Linked DNA regions of Homo sapiens: regions 1 and 2 are each linked to region 3. Evidence: chromatin contacts called from ENCODE Hi-C or POLR2A ChIA-PET data. All regions are on one chromosome and are shown on one strand. Each heading gives the region's core, a stretch centred on a gene start or an enhancer-like site at or near the end of the contact. The rest is flanking DNA. Distances are from core to core; before and after follow the strand shown.

Region 1 (3,350 bases), core at 616-3,115, 220 kb after region 3:
GCCGGCCTCAGGACCTTCCGCCCTTCCCCAGACACGCCCTTCCCCAGACACCCCCTTCCCACTACACCCCTGTGGTTAAAAGCAGAGGCTCTGAGTCCACATGGCGCAAGTTCAAGTCCCTCTTGTTCCACTTTGGGCACTTTGACCTTGGGCAAGGTACCCTCCCTGAGCTTCAGTTTCCTCATCTCTTAGAGAGGGTGTGGCAGGGAGTCAGGGAGCTCAAGCACATTGCATGCATGCAAGCACAAAATAGCTGCTCAGCAAAATCTTAGCTACAGCCCTGCTCAGATCCCTGGTTCAGGGCCGTTTGGAGAAACTGGGGCAGTAAAAAGAGGTGTGGCCCCGTCCTGGGGCTCCATAGAAAATTCATTTCTGCATCCTCTACGTGGAGCTTTGCACTGAGCCTCGGAAATGGTAGAGACTCGATCAAGGCCTGTAACAGGAGGGAGAACCAGGGTTTTGTTCTCAACTTTCTGCTTCTTTCCTTGTGGGAAAACCCAGATTTGTTTCAGGGGAGTGAAGGAGCAGGGTCTGTATGTTTTCTGGACCAGGTGGGCTCGGAGAAGGCCCTGAAGCTTCTGTCAGATGAGAGGGGCCCCAGGAGGTGAGTCCCGACCCTGCGGCAGAGCCACTCCCTGGGGTCCAAGTGAACCTCCACCGCCCGCCAGGCCCCATGTTCTAGCTTCAATCATGTCCACCGCCCTGGCTGGGCCCCAGCCAAGCCCTCACTCGCTGGTGAGGGCCAAGCCGAGGCTGTGCCAGGCTCAGCGGAGGCCCTTGGCCAAGAACAGCAGAGCCATTCTCAGGAAAGCTGAGGGATTAAGCTGGGAGGCCAGCAGGGATTCAGGTATCCGCCCTCTGCCCCAGCTTGGCCATGGGAGGCAGGGCGACCTCACAGTTGTAAAGCAAAGGGACTGACCAGAGCCACCCACCCGGGGACCTGAGGACACAGTGTGGCCTGGACCAGCTCGCTCCTGCGGCCGCCTCTGGGGAGGAGTCGAGATCACATGGACTGATGCTGAAGGACTCTGGCCTAGGACCTGTCCCTGATCTCAGGCCCGCCCTGCCCTGGTGTTGGAATCTTAGCTCCTCTGGGTCTCCTGGGGGCTGTGCTCACCTGGAGGGATGGGTAGGATGACGTGGATGCCTCAGTGCAGACAGTCCCTTCTGCTGGGGCCACCTTTGTGTCTGGCAGGGCTAGTATGGGGCGGACAGGCCTGGCCATGGCTGCTGGGCTGTAGTGGCAGAGGTGATTGGGGTCAGAGGGCTATATGTGTCTGCCCAGCCCCTGGGGGGAGGGTCTCCAGCTTGGCTCTGGTAGGGGTCCCTAAACTCCTGGGGCTCTCTCTCTTCCACCTCCCCCTGTGGAGGGGCTTCTGTTCCCTGACTCCCCCTGGGTAGAATGTGGTTCCCGCATCCCTGTCCTGTCCAAATCCAACCCACACTCAGGACTTGCTTGCCTCTAGGGACCCCAGACTGGGCCATGTGCTTGCACCTGCTCCCAGCCCCCTATTCTCCCCCCAGGGTGACACTGGCTGCACTGAACTGCTACCATCTGCAGACAGCCCTGTCTCTCTCGCACTGGAGCCCACCTCAGGCAGGGCCGCCCCCTTCTCTTCTCCAATCTCCCTCTCCCCACTTGGCTAATTCCAATGTCCCTGGGCCATGCTGGCCGCTGGCTGGGCCCCGCCAGAGCAGGTGGCTGCCTGACCTGGCCTGGTCCCCGTCTGGGCCGCCTCTAGGCCCCTCCCTATGGGCCCAGGCTGATGGGGGTGTCTGCAGGGATGCTGACTCAGATGTTATTTTGGGCTCCCCTTGGGCCCGGCGGGCTCTGGGGCCTCAGGCCTGTTTAGACGGCTGGGCCGGATGTGACTGATTCCAGGCCCCTGGGCCTCCACCTACTGGGTGAGAGCCAGGCCAAGGTAGACGCTCTGGGCAGGGGGCAGGCAGGTCGGGCAGGCCTCGCGGGTCCAGAGATCCCAGGTCCAGCCCAGCTTCCCTCCTGCACTCCAGCTGCCTGGAGGCCCCGCCTTCCTCACACCTCATTCACAGCCCCAGGGGTTCCAGCTGAGGGCCTGAACCTGGGGGCTGCCATCCTAGGCACTGAGAGGTCATTTTCTTTTTCTTTTTTCTTTTTTTTGGGACAGAGTCTCACTCTGTCGCCCAGGCTGGAGTGCAGTGGCATGATCTTGATTCACTGCAACCTCCTCCTCCTAGGTTCAAGTGATTCTCCTGCCTCAGCCTCCCAAGAAGCTGGGATTACAGGCGGCTGCCACCACATCTGGCTAATTTCTGTATTTTTGCTAGAGACGGGGGTCTCACCATGTTGGCCAGGCTGATCTTGAACTCCTGACCTCAAGTGATCTGCCTGCCTCGGCCTCCCAAAGTTCTGGGATTATAGGCGTGAGCCACTACGCCCAGCCCTGGAGGATTTTCAGTCCCAGAATCCCTGAATGAGATTGCCAGCTGGAGAGAGCCAGTCTCCAAGGGCATAGCCTCAGTATCCCCTCGGCCCCAGATACACACCTGTGCCCCCAAGGTAGGGGACTCGAGGCCCAGAGACGCAGAGACAGGCCCATTCCAACCTGGGTCTCTAACTCCCAGAATATGCGCCCTCTTCAAAGCTGCTCAGCGGAAGACCAAGGGACAAGTCCCCTGGGCTCCCCAAGCCCCACATGGGCTCTGCGCCGGGTGTCCCTGGCTTTAAGAACACTCCCTCTGTTCAGTGGGTCTCGGCTTCCTCATCTGTCAAAGCCACTGTTCGGGCTCCATTGGGAGCCCACGGGCCAGGACGACCTCCAGATTTGCTGTTGTAAAGTGGCCACCCAGGCAGGGGCAGCTGGTGCTGCTGGTCTTGGGGGCAGAGCTTCACCATCCACCCCCCCCGGAGTAATATATAATTCTATTATTTGTGTTCTGAGAAGCTGGCTGTTATATCTAGAGGCTTGATTAAGGTAATATTCTGGCTGGGCACAGTGGTTCACACCGGTAATCCCAGCACTTTGGGAGGCCTATGCGGACGGATCACCTGAGGTCAGGTGTTTGAGACCAGCCTGGCCAACATGGCGAAACCCCATCTCTACTAAAAATACAAAAAATTAGCCAGGCATGGTGGTGCACTCCTGTAATCCCAGCTACTTGGCTGAGGCAGGAGAATCATTTGAACCCGGGAGGTGGAGGTTGCAGTGAGCCAAGATCGTGCCATTGCACTCCGGCCTGGGCAACAAGAGCAAAACTCCATCTCAAAGTAAATAAATAAATAAATAAATAAATAAATAAATAAATAAAATTAAAGAAAATAAAGTAATATTATTTCTTGGTCACCCAGCCTGGATTGCAGTGGCACAATC
Region 2 (3,556 bases), core at 449-2,948, 160 kb before region 3:
TTGAGACCAGCCTGGCCAACATAGCAAAACCCTATCTCTACTCAAAATACAAAAATTAGCTGGGTGTGGTAGCACATGCCTGTAATCCCAGCACTTTGGGAGGCCAAGGCGGGCAGATTACTTGAGGTCATGAGTCAAGACCAGCCTGTCAACATGGTGAAACCCCATCTCTACTAAAAATACAAAATTAGCTGGGCGTGGTAGTGCATGCCTGTAATCCCAGCTACTTGAGAGGCTGGGGCAGGAGAATTGCTTGAACCCAGGAGGCAGAGGTTGCGGTGAGCCAAGATTGCGCCACTGCACTCCAGCCTGGGTCACAGAGCAAAACTCCGTCTCAGAAAAAAAAAAAAGAAGAAGAAAAAGAAGGTATCCTAGAAGGGAGGAATCTCATAACTGATGAGAACTGAAGGATGGAAGGAGGCTGTTGACAGCTGTTGACAGCAGGGAGACGGGGATGAGGCCAGGCTCTGGGAAAGAGGAAATGTGGCTTCAGATGACAGGGAAAATTCAGAGACAATGGATAAAGACCCAAAACTCCAGAAAGTTCTATCGAGACTCAGCAGAGGGGCATCCTGTGGCTGAGACAGGGCAGAAAGCTTCCTCGGAGAAGGTGAGACCAGGCAGGGCACCAAGAATAACTTTTCCACTTAGGATGGGAGACAGGGGAGGGAGGGCAGCCCTGGAACCCTGGCCAGGGGCCTGGCTGGTTTGTTCCTACTGGAAAAGGCACAGGCTGCATCTGCAGAGGGCAGTGTTGTTCTGGAAAATTCCTAGATTGCCTCATCGCATCTGTTTCCCTCCTGGGCAGGGCTACAGTTTCTAGAAAGGTGTTAGATTTGTAGCAAATGTAGCTAGAGCAACTCCTAATCTGTATAGAAGGAAAGGAGATGGCATTTCTTCTTTTACAAAAGGATGTCTGTGCTTCAAAGAGATTCCTTTAACTCGGGTTGAAATGCAAATGCTGGGCCCGGGGCGGTGGCCCACGCCTGTGCTCCCAGCACTTTGGGAGGCCGAGGCAGGTGGATCACCTGAGGTCGGGAGTTTGAGACCAGCCTGACCAACATGGAGAAACCCTATCTATACTAAAAATACAAAATTAGCCCGGCATGGTGGCGCATGCCTGTAATCCCAGCTACTTGGGAAGCTGGGGCAGGAGAATTGCTTGAACCCAGGAGGCAGAGGTTGCGGTGAGCAGAGATTGTGCCACTGCACTCCAGCCTGGGCAACAAGAGCAAAACTCCATCTCAAAAAAAAAAAAAAAAAAAAAATAAGAAGAAAAAGAAGGTATCCCAGAAGGGAGGAATCTCATAACTGATGAGAGCTGAAGGATGGAAGGAGGCTGTTGACAGCTGTTGACAGCAGGGAGACGGGGATGAGGCCCTCTGGGAAAGAGGAAATGTGGCTTCAGATGACAGGGAAAATTCAGAGACAATGGATAAAGACCCAAAACTCCAGGAAGTTCTATCGAGACTCAGCGGAGGGGCATCCTGCGGCTGAGATAGGGCGGAAAGCTTCCTCGGAGAAAGTGAGACCAGGCAGGGCACCAATAATAACTTTTCCACTTAGGATGGGAGACAGGGGAGGGAGGGCAGCCCTGGAACCCTGGCCAGGGTCCTGGCTGGTTTGTTCCTACTGGAAAAACACAGGCTGCATCTGCAGAGGGCAGTGTTGTTCTGGAAAATTCCTAGATTGCCTCATCGCATCTGTTTCCTTCCTGGGCAGGGCTACAGTTTCTAGAAAGGTGTTAGATTTGTAGCAAATGTAGCTAGAGCAACTCTTAATCTGTATAGAAGGAAAGGAGGTAGCATTTCTTCTTTTACAAAAGGATGTCTGTGCTTCAAAGAGATTCCTTTAACTTGGGTTGAAATGCAAATGCTGGGCCCGGCAGAGTGGCTCACACCTGTATTCCCAGCACTTTGGGAGGCTGAGGCGGGTGGATCACCTGAGGTCGGGAGTTCGAGACCAGCATGACCAACATGGAGAAACCCCATCTCTACTAAAAATACAAAATTAGCCGGGCATGGTGGCACATGCCTGTAATCCCAGCTACTCATAAGGCTGAGGCAGGAGAATCACTTGAACCTAGGAGGTGGAGGTTGCAGTGAGCAGAGATTGTGCCACTGCACTCCAGCCTGGACAACAAGAGCAAAACTCCATCTCAAAAAAAAAAAGAAATGCAAATGCTGGGCCCAGTGCGGTGGCTCATGCCTGTACTCCCAGCACTTTGGGAGGCAGAGGCAGGCAGATCACTTGAGGTTAGGAGTTGGAGACCAGCCTGGCCAACACAGTGAAACCCTGTCCCTACTAAAAATTAGCTGGGCATGGTGATGGGCGCCTGTAATCCCAGCTACTCGGGAGGCTGAGGCAGGAGAATCGCTTGAACCCAGAAGGTGGAGGTTGCAGTGACCTGAGATCGCGCCACTGTACTGCAGCCTGGGCAACAGAGTAAGACTCCGTCTCAAAAAAAAAAAAAAAAAAAGCAAATGCTTACAGGGGCTGGGGAATTGGGAGTAAGAAAAATAATGAAGGGAAAGTGGGGCCTCCCCAGGAGACTCAGGGGGCCCACGCCCATCAGAAGGGGGCAGGGGCTCCCCAGCTATGATGGGGTGATCGCCATGCTGGAAGTCTGTCCTGTGTTGTTAGGTCTTGCCATTTGTTATTTTTTAAAATTGTGTTTATTACTATTATTATTTTTGAGACAGAGTTTCACTCTTGTTGCCCAGGCTGGAGTGCAATGGCACGATCTTGGCTCACTGCAACCTCCACCTCCTAGTTCAAGTGATTCTCCTGCCTGAAGTAGCTGGGATTACAGGCGTGCTTCACCATACCTGGATAATTTTTGTATTTTTAGTAGATATGGGGTTTCATCATCTTGGCCAGGCTGGTCTCGAACTCCTGACCTCAGGTGATCTACCTGCCTCGGCCTCCCAAAGTGCTGGGATTACAGGCGTGAGCAGCCACCACACTCAGCCTTTTACTTATTGTTTTTTGAGACAGGGTCTTGCTCTGTCGCCCAGGCTGTGGTATGATCATGGCTTACTGAGTCTCCACTTCCTGGGCCCAAGTAATCCTACTACCGCAGCCTCCTGAGTAGCTGGGACCCACAGGCGTGTGCTCCACGCCCAGCTATTTTCTTTTCTTTCCTTTTCTTTTTTTTTTTTTTGAGATGGAGTCTCACTCTGTCGCCCAGGCTGGAGTGCAGCGGCGTGATCTTGGCTCACTCCAAGCTCCGCCTCCTAGGTTCACGCCATTCTCCTGCCTCAGCCTCCCCAGTAGCTGGGACTACAGGTGCCCACCACCAAGCCTGGCTAATTTTTTGTATTTTTAGTAGAGACAGGGTTTCATCGTGTTAGGCAGGATGGTCTCGATCTCCTGACCTCGTGATCTGCCTGCCTCGGCCTCCCAAAGTGCTGGGATTACAGGCGTGAGCCACTGCGCCCAGCCACGCCCAGCTATTTTTCTATTTTTTTGTAGAGATGGGGTCTTGCTGTGTTGCCCAGGCTGGTCTTGAACTCCTGAGCTCAAGTGATCCTCCAGTCTCCGCCTCCCAAAGTGC
Region 3 (3,590 bases), core at 255-2,754:
CCGAGTAGCTGGGATTACAGGCGTGCGCCACCATACCTGGCTAATTTTTGTATTTTTAGTAGAGATGGGGTTTTACCATGTTGGTCAGGCTGATCTCGAACTCCTGGGCTCGTGATCCACCTGCCTTGACCTCCCAAAGTACTGGGATTACAGGCATGAGCCACCACGCCTGGACTTTATTACTGAATTTTTGAGAATTCTTTATACAGTCTGGATGCAAGTTCTTTATCAGATATATAAATATTTTCCTCTAGCCTGGCTTTCCGTGCCACCACCCCGCCCCCCCTCGCCCCACCCATTTTCTTAACAGTTTCTTTGAAAGAACTATCAGCATCCTTTTAAGAAATAAATAGAACTTTAGGTAAACATAATCCATTGCATCTTAGCATTCATTTTCCGGCTGGGGTTGGAATTCCTCATGCTGATTTTGAAAAAACCATTAGTTCAGTTTGTTTCTGTTTTTATTTTTATTTTTTTCAGTTCAGATTTTAAAAAAGAACTCCCCCACTTATTAACCAGATTTGAATTTGGTTTGTTTTTCAGGAAATTGGATACACTCACATGAAAATAGCGGAAGGAGTGAACTCTCTTTTGCAGATGGCAGGCCTCCTGGCAAGGCTGTGTCAGAAGACAATGGCCCCGGTGGCCAGTTAGAGCAGAGACTTCACTGACTGACTTACAGGTGCCCTATTCTGAGGTACAGGAGCCGCGGCTTTCTGATGGGGGAAAATGCCGCCTTAGGCTGGAGCCAACATGACTGTCCTTTAAACTCCAGTGGCTGGCCAGGCACGGTAGCTCACGCCTGTAATCCCAACACTTTGGGAGGCCGAGGCAGGTGGATCACCTGAGGTCAGAAGTTCAAGACCAGCCTGGCCAACATGGGGAAACCCTGTCTTTACTAAAAATATAAAAATTAGCTGGGTGTGGTGGCGGGCACCTGTAATCCCAGCTACTCGGGAGGCTGTGGCAGGAGAATCGCTTGAACCCAGGAGGTGGAGGTTGCAGTGAGCCAAGATCACACCATTGCACTCCAGCCTGGGCGACAGAGTCTCCATCTGGGGAAAAAAATTAAATAAATAAACTCCCGTGACTTGCATGTTTGCTTCTGGGACGTCTGTGCCCCGCAAGTGTTTGAGTTTGGCCTCCACCCCATTGATGCGGTGACGGGGCGGAAAGGCGCAGAGAAGCTGAGGGCGGTCTCTGATCTGTGTGTGGGTTGACATTTTAGCTAATAAAGCCTTGCAGTGTTTGTTGGCAATAAGGTGACCATGTGAAGCCTCGAGAAAAACCAGCTTCCTGTCTCTACGGGCCTTGGCAGCCTACAAGTAGAAAAGGCGATTAGATAGTAGACCCACAAGCTCATCTCGGTTCTTCTAGAAGCCTGAAGGCGCCACTTCCCCAGGGCGAGGGCAGGGTTTGCTGTCTTTCCTATTTAGACTGATTTCTCAGAATGGCCAGGTGGCGAGCCTTTCAGAGAGGGCGGCAGAGTGGAGAGATGCAGCCCAGCCCTCAGGAAAACACCGTGATGCTCTTCCTGTGTTCTAGACCATACTCTTTGCGCTTGCTTTAGAATTCCCCAAAGAATTTCGTACTAATTTGTAGAATTGCCTTTTTTTTTTTTTTGGTAAGATACTATTTTTTTCCCTTTTTGTTTTGTTTTGATTTTTGAGATTGGGTCTCACTCTGTCGCCCAGGCTAGAGTGTAGTGGGCCAATCTTGGCTCACTGCAGCCTCAACCTCTTGGGCTCAAGTGATCCTCCTACCTCAGCCTCCTGAGTAGCTGGGACTACAGGCATGTACCACGATACCCAGCTAATTATTAAATTTTTTGTAGAAATGAGGTCTCACTATATTGCTGGGACTGGTCTCGAACTCCTGGCCTCAAGTGATCCTCCCACCTCAGCCTCCTAAGTGCTGGCATTACAGGTGTGAGCCACCATGCCTGGCCCATTTGGGCACGGTGGCTAAAATACGAAATACTAAAATACGAAATTAGCTGGGCATGGTGGCGCACGCCTGTAATCCCAGCTACTCAGGAGGCTGAGGCAGGAGAATTGCTTGAACCCAGGAGGTGGAGATTGTAGTGAGGCAAGATGGTGCCATTGCACTCCAGCCTGGGCGACAGAGCGAGACTCTTACAAAAAAAGGAAGAGAAACTTGTCCCTGAGGTTGTACAGTCAGGACTTCAGGATGTGAAGTAACAGGTGGGCGGCAGTTGGGTTCTAGATGTTTCTTCTGATTTCCTAACTTGTCGCATTAATTTCTTCTCATGGGAAGAGTCCCTGGGCCATCCCAGAAAGACGGCTGGACTTGGGAACTAAGATCCCATCCGCAGCCCTGATGCTCTCAGGGTCCCTTTTTATTAAACAAGAGCTGTGGCCGCCATTCCCTTAAGGCTTTTTGTGTTTGGTTATGTTTTTTGAGACAAGGTCTCCCTCTTTCGTCCAGGCTGGAGTGCAGTGGTGCGATCTCGGCTCACTGCAAGCTCCGCCTCCCGGGTTCACGCCATTCTCCTGCCTCAGCCTCCCAAGTAGCTGGGACTACAGGTGCCCGCCACCATGCCCGGCTAATTTTTTTGTATTTTTATTAGAGACGGGTTTCACTGTGTTAGTCAGGATGGTCTCGATCTCCTGACCTCGTGATCCACCCACCTCAGCCTCCCAAAGTGCTGGGATTACAGGCGTGAGCCACTGTGCCTGGCCGTGTTTTGTTATGTTTTTTGAGACAAGGTCTCCCTCTTGCCCAGGCTGGAGTGCAGTGATGCAATCATAGTTCACTGCAACCTTCTGGGTTCAAGTGATTTTCCTGCCTCAGCCTCCCAAGTAGTTGAGACTACAGGCATGCACCACCAGGCCCGGCTAATTTTTATATTTTTATAAAAGGTTTTTTACCTGAAGCAGGAGAAAGGAGACACAGGATAATCACTGCTTTTCAACTAAAATGGTTTTATTGAGATGTTTTGGTTGGAGGAGATACTTTTTCTGGCAACATTTCTGACTCAAGGTCCCTCTGGGCCCCAGCTCTTCCCATGAGACAGTCACAACACTGTTTAATCAGCTCTGCAGAGGCCAGCCCTGGAGCAGAGGAGGATTCAGGGCCATGGAGGGGACCTACTCTGCCCTGTTCTGGTCACTACTTCTCTAGACTCTCATGCACTATTGTCTGTAGCAAGTGACATTTCCACTGGAAGCACATAAAGATGGCGACAGCCTCATTTCTTCCTGAGTGAACTGAAGCCCAAAGAAAGGGGAGGTCCCACCAAAGGGGAAGAGAGCCAGGGCCCCACCCAACAAGGATGCTGAAATAAACTACATGTAATGCTTTCTAGGAGACAACACAGAAATCTCTACTCTGAAATCCAGAATGTTAAATATGGCTCCCCCTCTATAAGTTAACTGTACAAGCTTATCAATCATTTAAAACCCCAGCAACCAACAATAGCAATTAGGAATCCAAATTCATAGCACAAAAGAACACAGATACCAGTGTTGGACAGTGGTTTTGTTATGGGGACTGGGTGACAGCTTATCCTAAATCCTGCGCATCCGTCCATACCAGGAGCCGGGTTACCCTTGGTACCAGGTGCCTGC

The links. Hi-C counts contacts between places; a loop is a spot of excess contacts on that map. ChIA-PET counts read pairs that join two places held with the same protein, here RNA polymerase II (POLR2A). Pooled maps may share reads with other maps.
Region 1: a pooled map shows a loop between it and region 3 (3-fold over the local background). The contact joins two enhancer-like sites. A Hi-C loop is called at or near these places in 1 of 50 pooled maps. POLR2A ChIA-PET finds 5 or more read pairs at or near these places in 2 of 52 experiments (GM12878 and H1).
Region 2: a loop to region 3 is called in a pooled map, with 2.7 times the contacts of the local background. The contact joins two enhancer-like sites. A Hi-C loop is called at or near these places in 2 of 168 maps with a recorded cell type or tissue (mesodermal cell and posterior vena cava), 7 of 37 single-sample maps with no recorded cell type and 3 of 50 pooled maps. POLR2A ChIA-PET finds 5 or more read pairs at or near these places in 11 of 52 experiments (A673, GM10248, H1 and 7 more).

The regions. Positions count from the first base shown.
Region 1 is chr7:74,011,551-74,014,900 of GRCh38, reverse strand. No RefSeq gene overlaps it. Among named protein-coding and RNA genes, the nearest start is that of ELN, 15 kb to the left of the region's middle. RefSeq lists an enhancer at 1,708-2,027. Within about 2 kb of position 1,865, at least 5 of the 41 ENCODE cell types and tissues checked have a DNase peak (open chromatin) inside an H3K27ac peak, as active enhancers do; they include GM12878, where a contact is called at or near this core.
Region 2 is chr7:74,391,958-74,395,513 of GRCh38, reverse strand. All of the region lies in intron 13 of CLIP2 (CAP-Gly domain containing linker protein 2), which reads right to left. Among named protein-coding and RNA genes, the nearest start is that of GTF2IRD1, 60 kb to the left of the region's middle. Within about 2 kb of position 1,698, at least 9 of the 41 ENCODE cell types and tissues checked have a DNase peak (open chromatin) inside an H3K27ac peak, as active enhancers do.
Region 3 is chr7:74,229,170-74,232,759 of GRCh38, reverse strand. RFC2 (replication factor C subunit 2) reads left to right here. Exons shown (of 11, transcript NM_181471.3): 11 at 544-1,258. The coding sequence ends at 654. It overlaps LAT2 (linker for activation of T cells family member 2), which reads right to left. Exons shown (of 14, transcript NM_032464.3): 14 at 2,926-3,590. Among named protein-coding and RNA genes, the nearest start is that of LAT2, 21 kb to the right of the region's middle. RefSeq lists an enhancer at 3,116-3,395. Within about 2 kb of position 1,504, at least 7 of the 41 ENCODE cell types and tissues checked have a DNase peak (open chromatin) inside an H3K27ac peak, as active enhancers do; they include GM12878, where a contact is called at or near this core.